Regions from separate parts of the Mus musculus genome. Here region 2 is linked to region 1. Evidence: chromatin contacts called from ENCODE Hi-C or POLR2A ChIA-PET data. All regions are on one chromosome and are shown on one strand. Each heading gives the region's core, a stretch centred on a gene start or an enhancer-like site at or near the end of the contact. The rest is flanking DNA. Distances are from core to core; before and after follow the strand shown.

Evidence for each region. Hi-C counts contacts between places; a loop is a spot of excess contacts on that map. ChIA-PET counts read pairs that join two places held with the same protein, here RNA polymerase II (POLR2A).
Region 2: a loop to region 1 is called in a map of heart, with 2.7 times the contacts of the local background. The contact joins the enhancer-like site here to the promoter of Agfg2 in region 1. A Hi-C loop is called at or near these places in 2 of 37 maps with a recorded cell type or tissue (heart and regulatory T cell). POLR2A ChIA-PET finds 5 or more read pairs at or near these places in 4 of 5 experiments (Patski and embryonic stem cell).

The regions. Positions count from the first base shown.
Region 1 is chr5:137,679,197-137,686,121 of GRCm38, reverse strand. It overlaps Agfg2 (ArfGAP with FG repeats 2), which reads left to right and starts at 1,369. Exons shown (of 12, transcript NM_178162.3): 1 at 1,369-1,763. The coding sequence starts at 1,543. Gm15498 (a long non-coding RNA gene) reads left to right here. Exons shown (of 2, transcript XR_003956003.1): 2 at 481-737.
Region 2 is chr5:137,757,120-137,763,678 of GRCm38, reverse strand. Tsc22d4 (TSC22 domain family, member 4) reads right to left here. Exons shown (of 5, transcript NM_023910.6): 4 at 4,947-4,995; 5 at 3,932-4,612. The coding sequence ends at 4,403. Among named protein-coding and RNA genes, the nearest start is that of Tsc22d4, 14 kb to the right of the region's middle. Within about 2 kb of position 3,543, at least 1 of the 3 ENCODE cell types and tissues checked has a DNase peak (open chromatin) inside an H3K27ac peak, as active enhancers do; it is heart, where a contact is called at or near this core.

The DNA of each region.
Region 1 (6,925 bases), core at 120-2,619:
GGGGTGAAGAAATAACCACTGGCTAAAGAGAAGCTGTGCAAGAAATGGCCAGCACAGGGAAATGCTGAACGCTGAACTCTGAAAATGTACAAGAGGCTTTTTTTTTGGTGGGGGTGGGGTGGGGGACAGGATTTCACTGTGTAATCCCCTGGAACTCACTACATAGACCAGGCTGGCCTAAAACTCACAGCGATCCACCTGCTTGGAATCCAAGGCATGCAGCCATGGTTTACATGAAGCAAAATGGTTCCTTTGCATGTGTACATGGGGACTTGGCATCACCACAGCTCAGGGGGAAGTACACTTGCAGCTATGACAACAATTAAGCAACCTCATCTAGCCCATGGGCTCCTGGGTACCAATAACTCAGAAACCTATCTCTCATCTGCCCGCATCCCATTGGCATGTCTGAAACCAAAGTCCTGACTTATGGTTGCCAGCATCCCTAAACCTGCTTATTCTCAGCCTTTCCTTTTCCAGGCAGTGACCGAGGATGACTCTGAAGTACCGCTACTGCTACCCCCACTTCCCAAATGCTGGAATTACTGGCCTGTGCCACCGCGCTGAGTTGTATGCAGTGCTGGGGGCTTGAACCTCGCGCTTAGTGCACTCTACCAGCTGAGATACATCCCTGGCCACGGAGCAGAGCTTTTAAAATCAAAAGACTCAGATTCAAATTCTGACTGAGCCACAAACCAGTTCTGTGATCCACTTCAACATGTTTTCTTGAATATTTTTTACATGCATTTATTTATTTGTGTGTGTGTGTGTGTGTGTGTGTGTGTGTGTACTCATGGAAATCAGAAGGCAGCTAGCTTATAGGAGTCGGTTTTCTTACAGGAGTGGGAATGAAGGTTAGTGGCAAACGCCGTTCATCCCTTCTGCATCCTACCTCAGGTTTTTAACTTGACTCTAAAGTGGGGGCTCTTTCTATGACTTGGATAAATAAAGTATCTTTTACAAAGCACTCCCCTTCTCTGTCTTTCCCTTTCTCCTCCAGCTCATCCTAGGGCAATTTCTTTCCGATTTTCTTGTCTCCTGGCTCAGCCTGGAACGAGCCTTTGAAATTTGGCGGGAATTAGTATCAATCCGGAGGATGAGCACTACGCACGCGCCGAACACCTCCTTTCTCTCGCACGCTAATTTTGCAACCTTAACAACCAATCAGAGTCAGCATAGGAGTCCGTGGCGAGAGGGGGCGGGGACAAGGAGGAGGGCACGCATTGTACTTGCAAGGTGGGGGTCTTTGTGAACCAATGGAAAAGACAGAAGGCCGGGTGGCAGTGGGGCGTGGTTCTGAAGGCTCCAGCAACCGGAGGCCGTCTCGAATCGAACCAATTAAAGCAAGGAGGTGGGGGGAGACTAGCCAATCAGCGTGCCGAACAGGACGAGGAAGGGGGCGGCAGAGTCTCTCGCGGTCGTGGTCGGGGCTGCAGGAGCTGGTGTCAGGGTTGCCGGGCGTGCGAAGGCGGCGGAGGCGGGAAAGGCAGCGAGCGGTTAAAGGGGAGCGACCGCTGACTTGCAGAGGAACCTGGAGGAGAGATGGTGATGGCGGCTAAGAAGGGCCCGGGCCCGGGTGGCGGGGTCGGAGGGAGCAAAGCGGAGGCTGAAGCCGCTTCGGAGGTGTGGTGCCGCCGAGTGCGGGAGCTGGGCGGCTGCAGCCAGGCCGGGAACCGCCACTGTTTCGAGTGCGCCCAGCGCGGGGTCACGTATGTGGACATCACCGTGGGCAGCTTCGTCTGCACCACCTGCTCCGGCCTCCTGTGAGTGGATCCGGGGGGGGGGGGGGGAACTGGGTTTGGTTCGGGTGAAGTGAGTCTGCAGGAGCTCGGGGCGATCCAGGAGGTCAGAGGGGTAGCCCCGGCATTGGATGTGGCGGTGGAAGGTCGCCTGCTGCAGAGGTGTGTCGTGGGGGAAAGGGAAAAAGCGCAGGGGGACAGAAGACGGGAGTGGAGTCGCGCTGCAGAGGGAGGGTGGGGGCTGTAGAAGGACACGAGGAGAGGATTGGAGAAACTCCCTGGGGGAGGCGAAGGCGAATTGCAGGTGGGGAGAGAGAAAGTGTGGAGGGACTGGGGTGGGGTGGGGGAGGGACTTAAAGGGCCAGAAATTGACATAGACCTTTAAAGGGAACTTTAGCTGGGGTTGCATTGTATCTCAGTTGGTAGAGTGCTTGCCTAGCACGCTCGGCGCCCTGAGTTTCCATCCACAGCACTGCATAAAACCCGAGTAGTGTGGTACACGCCTGTAATCCCAACACTGAGGGGGAGGTGATCAGGAGTTCAAGGCCAACCATGAGACCCTTGCCGCTCCACCAGGAGGGGAGCGGAGGGGAACGGGGTGGAAGGAGAAGGGAAAGAAATAGGGAAGTCGAGCCTAAGACAAAAGTACCCTAGAAGGGAATGGAAAATGCTCCACGCATTAGCCCAGGCTGACAGCCTAGAGTGGCAGGTATGAAGCCAGGGATCAGGTGCAGATCCTAATCTTTCAGGCTCTGGAATGCTAGCTAGAGGGTAGATGACTTACGAAATATACTAAGGGCAGAGAGCCAAAGGGTTATCCTGGCGGACAGCTTAGCTTTCCCGAAGAGATGAGGATCAGAATGGCATATTCTTTTCTTTTCCCCATTTCGTCCTCTGCCCCCGTTAAAGTTGCATTTGATTTCTTTACTTTGCACTGTAGGGACATGTAGGTTCCATGGCTTGTGTGGTTATCAGAGAATAACTTGTAGGAATCAGCAATTTCCTTCCACTACGTGTGGGGCCTGGGGATCAAACTCAGGTCAACAGGCATGGCTGTAAGCTCCCATACTTGCTGAGCTAGCTAGCTCACCAGTCCATTTTTTTTTTTTTTAATTTGTCTTGAGACGGGGTCTCATACAGTCCACGGTGACTTTTAATTCATGATGTAGCTAGGGGTGGCTTTGGAACTCAGAGTCCTCCTGCCTCTACCTCTGTAATGGCTGGGGTTACAGGCATGCTTTGGGGTCTTTCCTAAGTGTACTGCCGAGTCTCATCTGGTAAACTGTAAATTTGGGGAGCAGAGGCTTGGTTGTAAAATCCACAATGCTACCCTCAGCCCAGACCACCCCAGATTTCTAGTTATTTAGTAAGCTCCTTCTCCTTAGGAATTATTTGACTAACATTGGGTTCGAGATCTTTGGTTTTCTTAGGGACTCGTTTTTGTCTGGTTTTCTAGTATTTTAGTACACTGCTATTTTATTTATTTATTTATTTAATAAGGAAAGCTCTCCTGTTCTTATATGCATACCAGCCTGAAAAAAAAAAAAAAAACCAAGGAGTATTGTTCTTTTGCGACAGATGGGAGATCAAAAGTAGAAAGAGGTTTAGTAATTTACCCAGTGCCATATGGAGGATTCTGTTCCCAGCGTTTGTCATTTAGTACGAGCTAGGATTGTGGGGAGACCAGAAATGAAGATCCCGGTGTCCTAGGAGACCGTGTGGAACTATGTCTCTACTACATTGTCACCCTCTTCTTAAAATGTCTATGGTTTTATCGTTGTTGTTGTTTAAGACAGGGTCTCATGTGGTCTAAGCTAGCCTTGACTGTGTAGCTAAGAATGACTTTTGTTTCCACCTCCTGAGCGCAGGGATTACAGGTGTGCACTAGCCTGACTTGTGAGGTGCCAGGGTCCCACCCAGGCCTTTATGAACACTAAGGGTGCACTTGGACTGAGCTGTAGCCCCAGTCCACCAGTGTTCTCAGCCTCCCTTCTACCACTGTGGCTGGACACGGACCACCATGTATGTGACCACCCGGGGAGACTGAGGCTGGCCTGGATTGTTTGGCTAAACCATCCATATACACCCCGTGCCCGTATAGAGGACAGTGTATGAGCTTGAAAGGATGGCTCAGTGGGTAAAGTACTTGTCATGAAAACGTGAGGACCCGAGGTCAGGTTCACAGAACCCAGGTAAAGGCCAGGAGAACGAGGTGGCTTGCTTGTGATCCTAGCACTTGAGAGGCTCTGGCTCAGAAGGGAGACCTGGCCTCTATATATAATAAGGTGGATGGCAGTCAAGGGAGGTACCCAAGTCAACTGGCCTTTGCATGCATATAAACTCAGACACATGTGAACACATATACACATGGATATCCTGTATATTATAGCATATAATACAAAAGAAAGCATAAATCTTGAAATGTTATGAGAAGGGAAATCTGTATTGCTTTTCTGATACTTAGGTTTGAACTCAGGGCCTTGCACATGATGGGCAAGTACTCTACTACTGAGCCACAGCCCCCTGCCCCCCAGTCTGGAAAATCAAATTATTGCATCTGGATAGAAGTGAAGAGAAGCCTTATGATCTCTCAGAGCTAGGCCCTGGGGCTGGGGGTTGGGGGACGACGGCTGTCAGGAAAACTGTTCCTCTGTTCTAATGGCTAGAGGTGATGGCATGAAAGATAACGAACTCAGGGAGGGCTCGGGCTGGAGAGATGGCTCAGCAGTTAAAAGTACTTCTTGCTTTTGCTGAAGACCCAGGTTCAGTTCCCAGCACTCACAACCATCGGTAACCGTCTGTTCAAAAGGGAATCAACATCCTCTTCTGGCATGCATGTGGTGCACAGACAGACATACGGACGAAACACTCATAGATGCCATCTAAGAATAGATAAATGCAGACAAAACAGTAACAGTAAAACCAGATCCCAGTGGGTACTAATAAAAACCAACCAGCCAAACAAAATGCAACCTTTTTAAAGGTCACCTTCAGCTACTGAGTGAGTTTGGGGTCAGCCTGTGATATAGGACACCTTGTTTTTAAAGACAGAGATAGGGGGAGGGGTATGAATCTGTTGATAAAAGTACCTGCTGCCCAGCCTGCTGACCTGAGTTCAGTTCCCACCTGGGAGAAGGGAAGAAGAGTTGATTCCCCAAGTTGTTCTCTGCCCTATGCGCACAGGCTGCGGCACAGGTGTATACACAGAGACAATAAATACATGTAATTAAAAAAAATATTGGTGGGGGTCAAGGTCTCGCCATACAGCTTGGGCCGTCCTAGAACTGGCCATGTAGACCAGGATGTCGTCAGACTTAGAGATCTGGTTACCTCTGCCCCCCCCCCCTCCCACCCCCCAAGTGTTGGGATAGAAGACATGCTCTACAACGCTGAGCTTTAAAATATATTTTTTTCCTAGGGTTTTGATAAGATAAAGCTCTGCATAAGCAGGAAATGCCGACATTGTTACCACTTACTAGATTTGGTTTCAAGTATCCCCTGATAACCTTCGTCTTCTATAATGAATATCCCACAACCAGAGCAGAAGGGAGGACAAGGGATCTAGGCCATATTAAAAACCTGATTTCTTGTGCTGGAGAAGTTAACTGCTTCGTATCAGTGCGCAATTTGTAGAATCTTAGACCGCTCCCTCGAGGTCACTCCCAGCTGCTGGTCTCATGAATGAAAAGCCACACACCTGCCGGAGCTGGGGAGATGGCCCTGTGGTTATGGGTGCTTGCTTGATTCCCTGGACCCACCTGGTAGGAGAGACTCCTTCAAGTCCTCTGATCTTCATGGGAGCACTAGGGCTCATATGTAAGGCACGCACACGTGCACACACACTCACAAACGAATGGCTGGAGACTGGAGGACGACTCATTATTTGGTAGTTTTTGCAGAGGATCAGGGTCCAGTTCTCAGCACTCACACATCGTAGCTCACAACTACCTGTAACTACAGTTCCAGGAGATCCGATGGCTTCCGAGGACACCAGGCGTGCACGTGGTACACAGGCACATATACACTCAAGCACATAAAAATAATTTTTTTAAAGCGTAAAACAAAAATTAATGTAATTTTAAAAAAGATTTACTCATTATTCTAAGTACACCGTAGCTGTCTTCAGACACTCCAGAAGAGGGCGTCAGATCTCGTTACGGATGGTTGTGAGCCACCATGTGGTTGCTGGAATTTGAACTCAGGACCTTTGGAAGAGCCGTCAGTGCTCTTAACTGCTGAGCCATTTCTCCAGCCCTGCAATGTTTTTTTGTTTTTGTTTTAAATCATTGACTCCTGCGACTTAGGCAAACACTGGATAGAGAGTCTTATGGCCTAATGGAGATGTGGTAGGAGAAATTTGTTCTAATCCTTCAAGAGACTCCAAGAGGGCTAGCTTTGCTGGGGCTGCCAGTGCCTCAGACTGGACAGGCGGCTGGGGGTCGTCTGTTCCCATGGGGTTAAGTAAGAGAACTCAACTAGCAATGAGATGTCTAGAGGGACTTGCTGCCAAGGCTGACAGCCTGAGTTCAATACCCATGACCTACTTGGTAGAAGGAAACAACTGATTCCAAAAGGTTGTCCTCTGACCCCCACACTCCTGCCGTGGCTTGAACAGGCACTCACACAGAGTAATAAATAAATTATTAGATTGAATTTCCTTGAAGGTCCGTAAAGTTGATTGCCCATACATTAGGATTTTGTGCTGATGGTTAGGGAGAAACAGCAGTAATCCAGCAGCCTGCATATGTCTTTTTTGGGTAGTTGACAGATTACAGCTGAGTAACTGAAGCCCCAGCGATGGAGATACAGCAGTAACAGCTCACTAGCTTACCGCAGTGGAGCCTATCTGTGTATAAGTAGTAGTGTCTCATCAAGTACAGCAGAGCCCGGGGTGTTTTGCATGGCAGTGTGAGCATGTATTAAGGTATGATGTACAGAAGAGACCTGGAGAGACTGCTCAGCGGCTGAACCCACTTGCCTTGTCTTAGTCTGTTTTCTGTTGCTATGGTAAAACACCATGTGTGTTTTACCACACGGTACTTGCAGAGGAAAGGGTATATTTGATTTTTTTAAAAAGACTTATTTATTTATTATATGTAAGTACATCATAGCTGTCTTCAGACATTCCAGAAGAGGGTGTCAAATCTCATTACAGATGGTTGTGAGCCACCATGTGGTTGCTGGGA
Region 2 (6,559 bases), core at 2,294-4,793, 75 kb before region 1:
CAAGATCTGACGCCCTCTTCTGGAGTGTCTGAAGACAGCTACAGTGTACTTACATATAATAAATAAATAAATCTTGCAAACTTTATATGCCCCAGTACAGGGGAATACCAGGGCCAAAAAGGGGGAGTGGGTGGGCAGGGGAGTGGGGGTGGGTGGATATGGGGGACTTTTGGTATAGCATTGGAAATGTAAATGAGTTAAATACCTAATAAAAAATGGAAAAAAAAAAAAAAAAGCACCGACTGCTCTTCAAAGGTCCTGAGTTCAAGTCCCAGCAACCACATGGTGGCTCGCAACCATCTGTAATGGGGTCCGATGCCCTCTTCTGGCGTGTCTGAAGAGAGCAATGGTGTACTCATACATAAATAAATCTTAAAAAAAAAAAACTAAAATAAAATAAATAAGCAGAATAAAAATCTTGGGGCCAGAGAGATGGCTTAGCAGTTAAAATACTCGATATTCTTGCAAAGGACCCCAGTACCTGCAATCAGATAGCTAACAGCCACCTGAAACTGCAGGTTCCAGGGGTTCTGACAATCTTTTATAGCCTCCTTTGGACAACTGCACATATATGGTGCACATATAGGCAAGCAGAAACACATATACACATAAATAACTTTTTTTCAAGATTAAGTTTCTCCGAGTAGCCTTTGGCTGTCCTGAAACTCTGTCGACCAGGCCAGCCTCAAACTCAACAGAGATCCTCCTGCCTCTGCTTCTTGATTCTGGGACTAAGGTGTGTGCTACTAACTGCCCAGCTTTTAAATAGCCTTTTAAAAAATGCTCAGAAATAAATTTAAGTAGGAATGAGTTGCAGTTATCCTCAGCTACATGGCAAGCTCCAGACAATTCTGGGCTACACGAGAGACTGTCTCAAACAAAACAAAACAAGCCCCAAACCAAAAACCCAGTGCTGGAGAAGGGACAGAGGAGGACTGGGTGTCAGGGTGAGAGATGGGAGAGTACACACCTTCCACCTACATAGTCGCCAGCCGGACTGTAGCATGGAGAACATGAACATAGAGACTGAGTGAACTAGGGTCATCAGAGAACGGCTGTCACGGCTGTCACGATTCGAACGGCTCTCTTGATCACGCACAGGAGATCTTTCCTTGGCTGAGGGCAGCACACAGGGTTCGAGCATCCCTGGGCCCGCATCCAGGTCGGCGACCATGGCCTCTTTGTGGGGCTTGACCAACTTTACAGTGTCAGAGTCCATGGAAGCCTTCTCCGGTCCTGTCAATGGACGCTTCTCGTGCTGCTCGGACGTGCCTGGCTTGCCTAGGTGTTTCCAGAACGGGACCTAAGAAGTAAGACATGGGGTGGGTTGGATAGTTCAGTGGGTGAAAGCTCCTGCCAGGTGGGCCTGGCAGTATGAGGTAGGTCTTTGGCTCCTGTGATGAGAGGAGAAAACTGATTCCCAAAAGTTGTCTGTGTGTTCCCCTATACATAATAGTAATAGAAACAAAACACAGGGGAGGGGGAGGAGACCCCACAGTAAAGACATCGATGTGACTTTCCACCACCTACAGTCCTTCCCCACTCATCTTAAAGCCTCCCACCCCCCCTGTTTTGTCTTGAGCTAAAAGAGGCCAAAAATGAGAAACAAGATAAGGTCAGGGTCGCTTACAGCCCAGACAACACGAACCACAACTCCTATCTCACAGCCATCTTATATCCGTAAAACTCACCCAACTGGGCACCTTTCGCCAAATTTGCCTGATCCATCTCAAGAACCTCATGACCATGGCAATCTCTCTTGACACCACAAGTCCAAAGTTTGGCACAAAGCGAGCATTTGAGGCGTAGGAGGGGAAAGGCTATGAGCCAGTGCCACCACCAGAGAGGACTATGGGTACTGCGACGCTTCAAGCACAGTATCGAAGGAAGAAATACGAAATCCAAAAGGGGCGTACCCCCCAATGACTCATGACAGGCCCTTCCTCCCCTCCCTGGGACAGGGAGAGGAGTCAAGTAGATGAGAACTTAGAGTGAGGGAGTGTTCTAGATCATTGTGAGAGCTGTCTGGCCCCAACCCCCCGAGGACCTTCCAAGACCTCAGAGCCAATCATTGATGGCCTTGTCTCTTCTGGCCCAAGAACCGAGATAATAAAATCAACGTTGATCAAGAGCCCAGAAACTCTTTAAGCGTTCTCTGTGGATTTTGCTAGATAATTTTTACAACAGTACTTCAAGGTAAGTGTTTGGAGAGTGGATACAGGATTTGTAAAAACTGGATTTGAGGGGACTGGAGAGATGGCTCAGCCATTAAGGGCGTTTGCTGCTTTTTCCAAAGGACCAGGGTTCTAGCCCTAGCATCCACACGGTAGTTTACCACCTATAACTCCTGTTCTAGGGGATCCAACGCAATGAGGACTTGCATTTGGGTCCTCAGCACCCTACACCCCAACTCTCCAATGCTGCATGTCTGTAATTCTAGTGGGGAAGCCGAGACTGAAGGATCCCTGGGGCTTGCTGGCCAGTCAGTCTTAGCTCCATCCGTGAACACTAGGTCTACTGAGAGTCTGTCTCAGGGCTCTCAGAGGCAGATGGCCAGCCTGGTCTACAGGGAAAGTTCCTGGACAGCCAGGGCTACCCAGGGAAACAGCATCTCAAAAAAGAAAACCAACAAAAACTGTGAAAAGCAATCAAAGAAGACACCAAGTAGCTTCTGGTCTCTCCACACATGCATACACACACTGACAGGCATGTGAACACAGATACAGACCAAAGTCAGTCTTGGCTCCATAGTGAGTTCAAGACCATCATGGGCTAAATGATACCCTCTAGCTAGACAACTGAAGACTAAGGCCACGAGACCGTGGGTAAGGAGGAGGTGCTGATTACACAAGCCTCGGTTGGGAGTCAGGGCCACCCCACAGATACAGTAACAAACATTTACAATACCAGAGGTCCTAACAGGGAATGAGAGGCCAAGATAAAAGGATGGCTAGCTGGGCATCCTTAGTAAGGACAGACCCTGTCTCAGAGAAGGTGAAAGGTGAAGAGTGACACCCAGGTTTATCCTCTGGTCTCTCCATGTGGGCAATAGCACAGAGTGAACACTCGAATCACACAACAATGAACCAGGGCCAGCATACTGGTGAACGCCTGTCATCCCGGCACATAGGAGGATCAGGCCTCCGGCACCATTCTCAACTATATAGTAAGTCTGAAGCCAGGCTGGGCTACATGACACCGTTTTAACCACCACACCCTGACCCCAAAAGAAAAGACGGGGTCCAATCTGGTTGGTCGGGCCACCAAAGACTTAAAACTCTGCTAAGGCTTCCTCTCTGATCCCCAGAGACAAGACTTTCTCCTTCAAGGCTCTTAGTGCTGTTCCCTTTGCCCCCACTAGGTGGGGCCCTTCTTGGCTGCCTCAGTCGGTCTGGGAGAGAAGGAGGAGCTTGCTCACCCACTGGGCCTAGTCCTCATCCAGCCAGGGGTGGGGTAGAAGCAGAGGCAGCCTGCCAGGCCTGGCAAGGGCACCATGTGCCCTAAGAGCCTGGCCCACACCCAGCCTTAAGACAAGGGGCCCATTCAGGGCTCCTTGCCTGTCTCCAAGCAGCCACCCGGATCCAGCCCACAAGAGAGGACACACTGGGAAGCTGGAGGTGGATCCTGACACTCACCAAAGACTTCATTGTTATGGCCTCCCCTCACAGGGCCAACCACCAGCACGTGGGTAGACACCGCCCCCTACCTCTTTCCTTAGGCCAGCCTGCTAGGCCTTTCCAGGGACCAAGACCATTCCCAAGCCATTTTCTGGCATCTTCTCCAGGGTGGACCTGGGATCTTGTGTGTGTGTGTGTGTGTGTGTGTGTGTGTGTGTGTGTGTGTGTGTGTTTGTGTGCGCGAGGGCGTGCGTTGGGGACAGCATAACTACATACATAGCTAGACGCAGCAACAGCACACCAACCTCCATATTCAAGTTTCTTCAGATTTTTTTTTTAATTATAATTATTATTTTAACAACAACCTGAATCCGAGAAGTTGAAGATACTGTCCATACACCCTCCCTTGGCAGAGGAGAGGGGGCACTTGAAGAGAACGGGGTGAGGCCTGCCAGGGAACCTCCAAATCTTTCCAGGCCACCTATTGCTGAGGGGCTCCCCAGAACACTGATACCCGGGGTAGGAGGCAGGGCTGGGTTCTTCCACGGACGAGGGGCTTCAGATAAATACCCTCTCCCGAGCTGTTTCTCTTCCGGCAAGGCCTGAGGACTCTGGGGAGACCGAGCGGGATGGGACAGGCCAATATTGAGCCTTCAACTCCCATCCCTGGGCACTGGAGTTGGGCATGGGCATTAAAGCTACATAGGAAGAGGGGGCAGGCTGCCGGCACAAGGCGCAACAGCCAGTGGCAGCCCCCCAAAGGCACATTGTGAGGGAAAGAAGGCTCAGATGGAGGGCCCATTGGGTGCAGAGGGCCCGAGCCTGGGGAGCCCCGAGGATGGCAGCTGGGCCAGCTGCTCCGGGCTGGCCAGGGCGCGCAGCAATCCATTCTCCTGCTCCAATGCAGCGTTCCGCTCTGCCAGGTCTCGGATCTGCTCCTTCAGCACCTCCACCTCTTCTCGCACGGCAAACATGAGGTGGGACTTCACCAAGTCCTGGACCCCAGGGACAAACAAAACCATCAGGTCCTCCCCCCACCCCACCCCCAGGCCACTTCCAACTGCAGCGCCTAACCCAGGTGCCTCAAGGAAGCAGTTAGATACCCCTCCCCCTCTGCCCCAAGGAGGGGACAGAAGCTAAAGAGGCTAAAGGAGACACAGGGCAGCAGTCGGTCAAAAAAGGAGACACAAGACTCAGACAGGGATGGAGGTTGAGGGAAGCCAAGGTGGAAGTAGAAAAGGAATGGTTTGTATTCCCAAGTCATGGGAGAGGAGAGATGCTAGAGAGACAGCTAAGGGGCCTCCTGGGACCAAAACATCTTTTTCTTACCATGGCTTGTTCAATCTTGTTGTCAATGCCAACCAGGCTTCCGGAACCACTGGAGAGACATGGGGGAGGGGGGAGAGTACAAGATGAGGAGGAACCCCAAGTCAGCTCTGCTACAGTCTTCTGGACACTCCCTGCTCTAAAAAGCCCAGCTCTGCCCCAGCCCAGCCGAGTACCTGTGGCAGTAGAGGATCAGAGGGAGAAGGCTTTTGTCCATCCCACAGTGGGATGAAGGTCGATGCCCTGGCCCCCCCAGGCCCTGGTGGGCAGGAGGTCCCGATACCCCTCGGATGGGGGATGACCCCCGTGGAGAGCATGGGGAAGACACGCAGCCCCTTTTTCGGGGTGCCCCTGGCGCCATCCCCACCACTCGCATCTCATAAGATGATACCAAGGACTTCACAGAGACCCCCGGCTGGGACATTCCTGAGGGTCATCAGTATCCACTCCCAACCAAAGGGCTGTGTCAGGCAGAGTGCCTGGGGGGCTCAGAGCCCCCCTGGGCAGAGCAGGGTTCTTCGGATGGATGCCAGGCAGGCAGTGAGGAGACCGGACTTACCGATTGCTGGTCTGAGAGATATACACCCTGCCCTCCCCCTCAGGGCAAGGCACAGCTGCTATTGGTTCCTCAGGGACACGGGGACCCCCTCCCTTGGCTCCACAGTGGGCGGGAATTCCCAGACACACATAGTCTGTGCCAGTGTCCCCTTCTCACCCTGGCACCACTCCCAGATTGGAGGGGACGGGGAGGTGAAGTCAGCTGGTAAGAGGGTGTGGGGGAGGGGCTATGGGGCAAGATGGCTGGCATGGGGAGGGGCTTGAAGGTGAGACCCTAGGGCACCTGTCCCTGACCTATGCCTTCCTTTCTGCCCTGCCTGGATTAACCATGGCCTCCCTCAACTTTGAGAAAGGGAATTGGCAAGGGGGCAGGGTAGAAATAAATACATATACATATATATATATAGAGAGAGAGCTTTCTTGGGTAGCTCTTGAAACCTGGGACAGATAGTACCCCACTTCAGCGAAGGAGAGAATTAGGGAAGATTACCATAACAACAGAAACACCCCCCTCCCCCATGTTAGGAACCCTGTAAATCAAAGGCAGCCTGTATGGGGCCTGAGACCTGGGTATGGAGGTCTCTCAGTGAGTCAGGGCTTAAGGAAGGGAAGGGGGAAAAAAGGAGAGGCTGAACATGGGACACTGGATAAAGAGGCAAGAGAGACTAACTCAGTACTCTGGTAATCAGCCAGTTAAAGGGTAGGCCTGGCTGCAGTTTGAGCAGTGGCCACCAGAGGGCAACTCATGCCTGACTCAAATGCCCCAGGACTCAGGCTCCTGACTGGCACCAGGCTAGAGAATCTGGTTCGTACTCAAGCCCCTCTGGTCACCCACGACTCCTAGGGTCTGCTTACCTTGCTCCAGCCTCCAATGTCTCCCTTTTGGCGGCTGGCGCAGAGGAGGTAGGCTTTGTTCCAGTTACCTAAGCCTCATTTCTGCTTTCCCCAGGGACACCAGGGTCTCCAGCCCTGTCCCCTCCCTGAGTCAGGGTGCCACTTGGCTCCATTCATACATTGCTGCCTCTTTTGTAATCCCTCCCCGCTGGCTGTCAACCTCA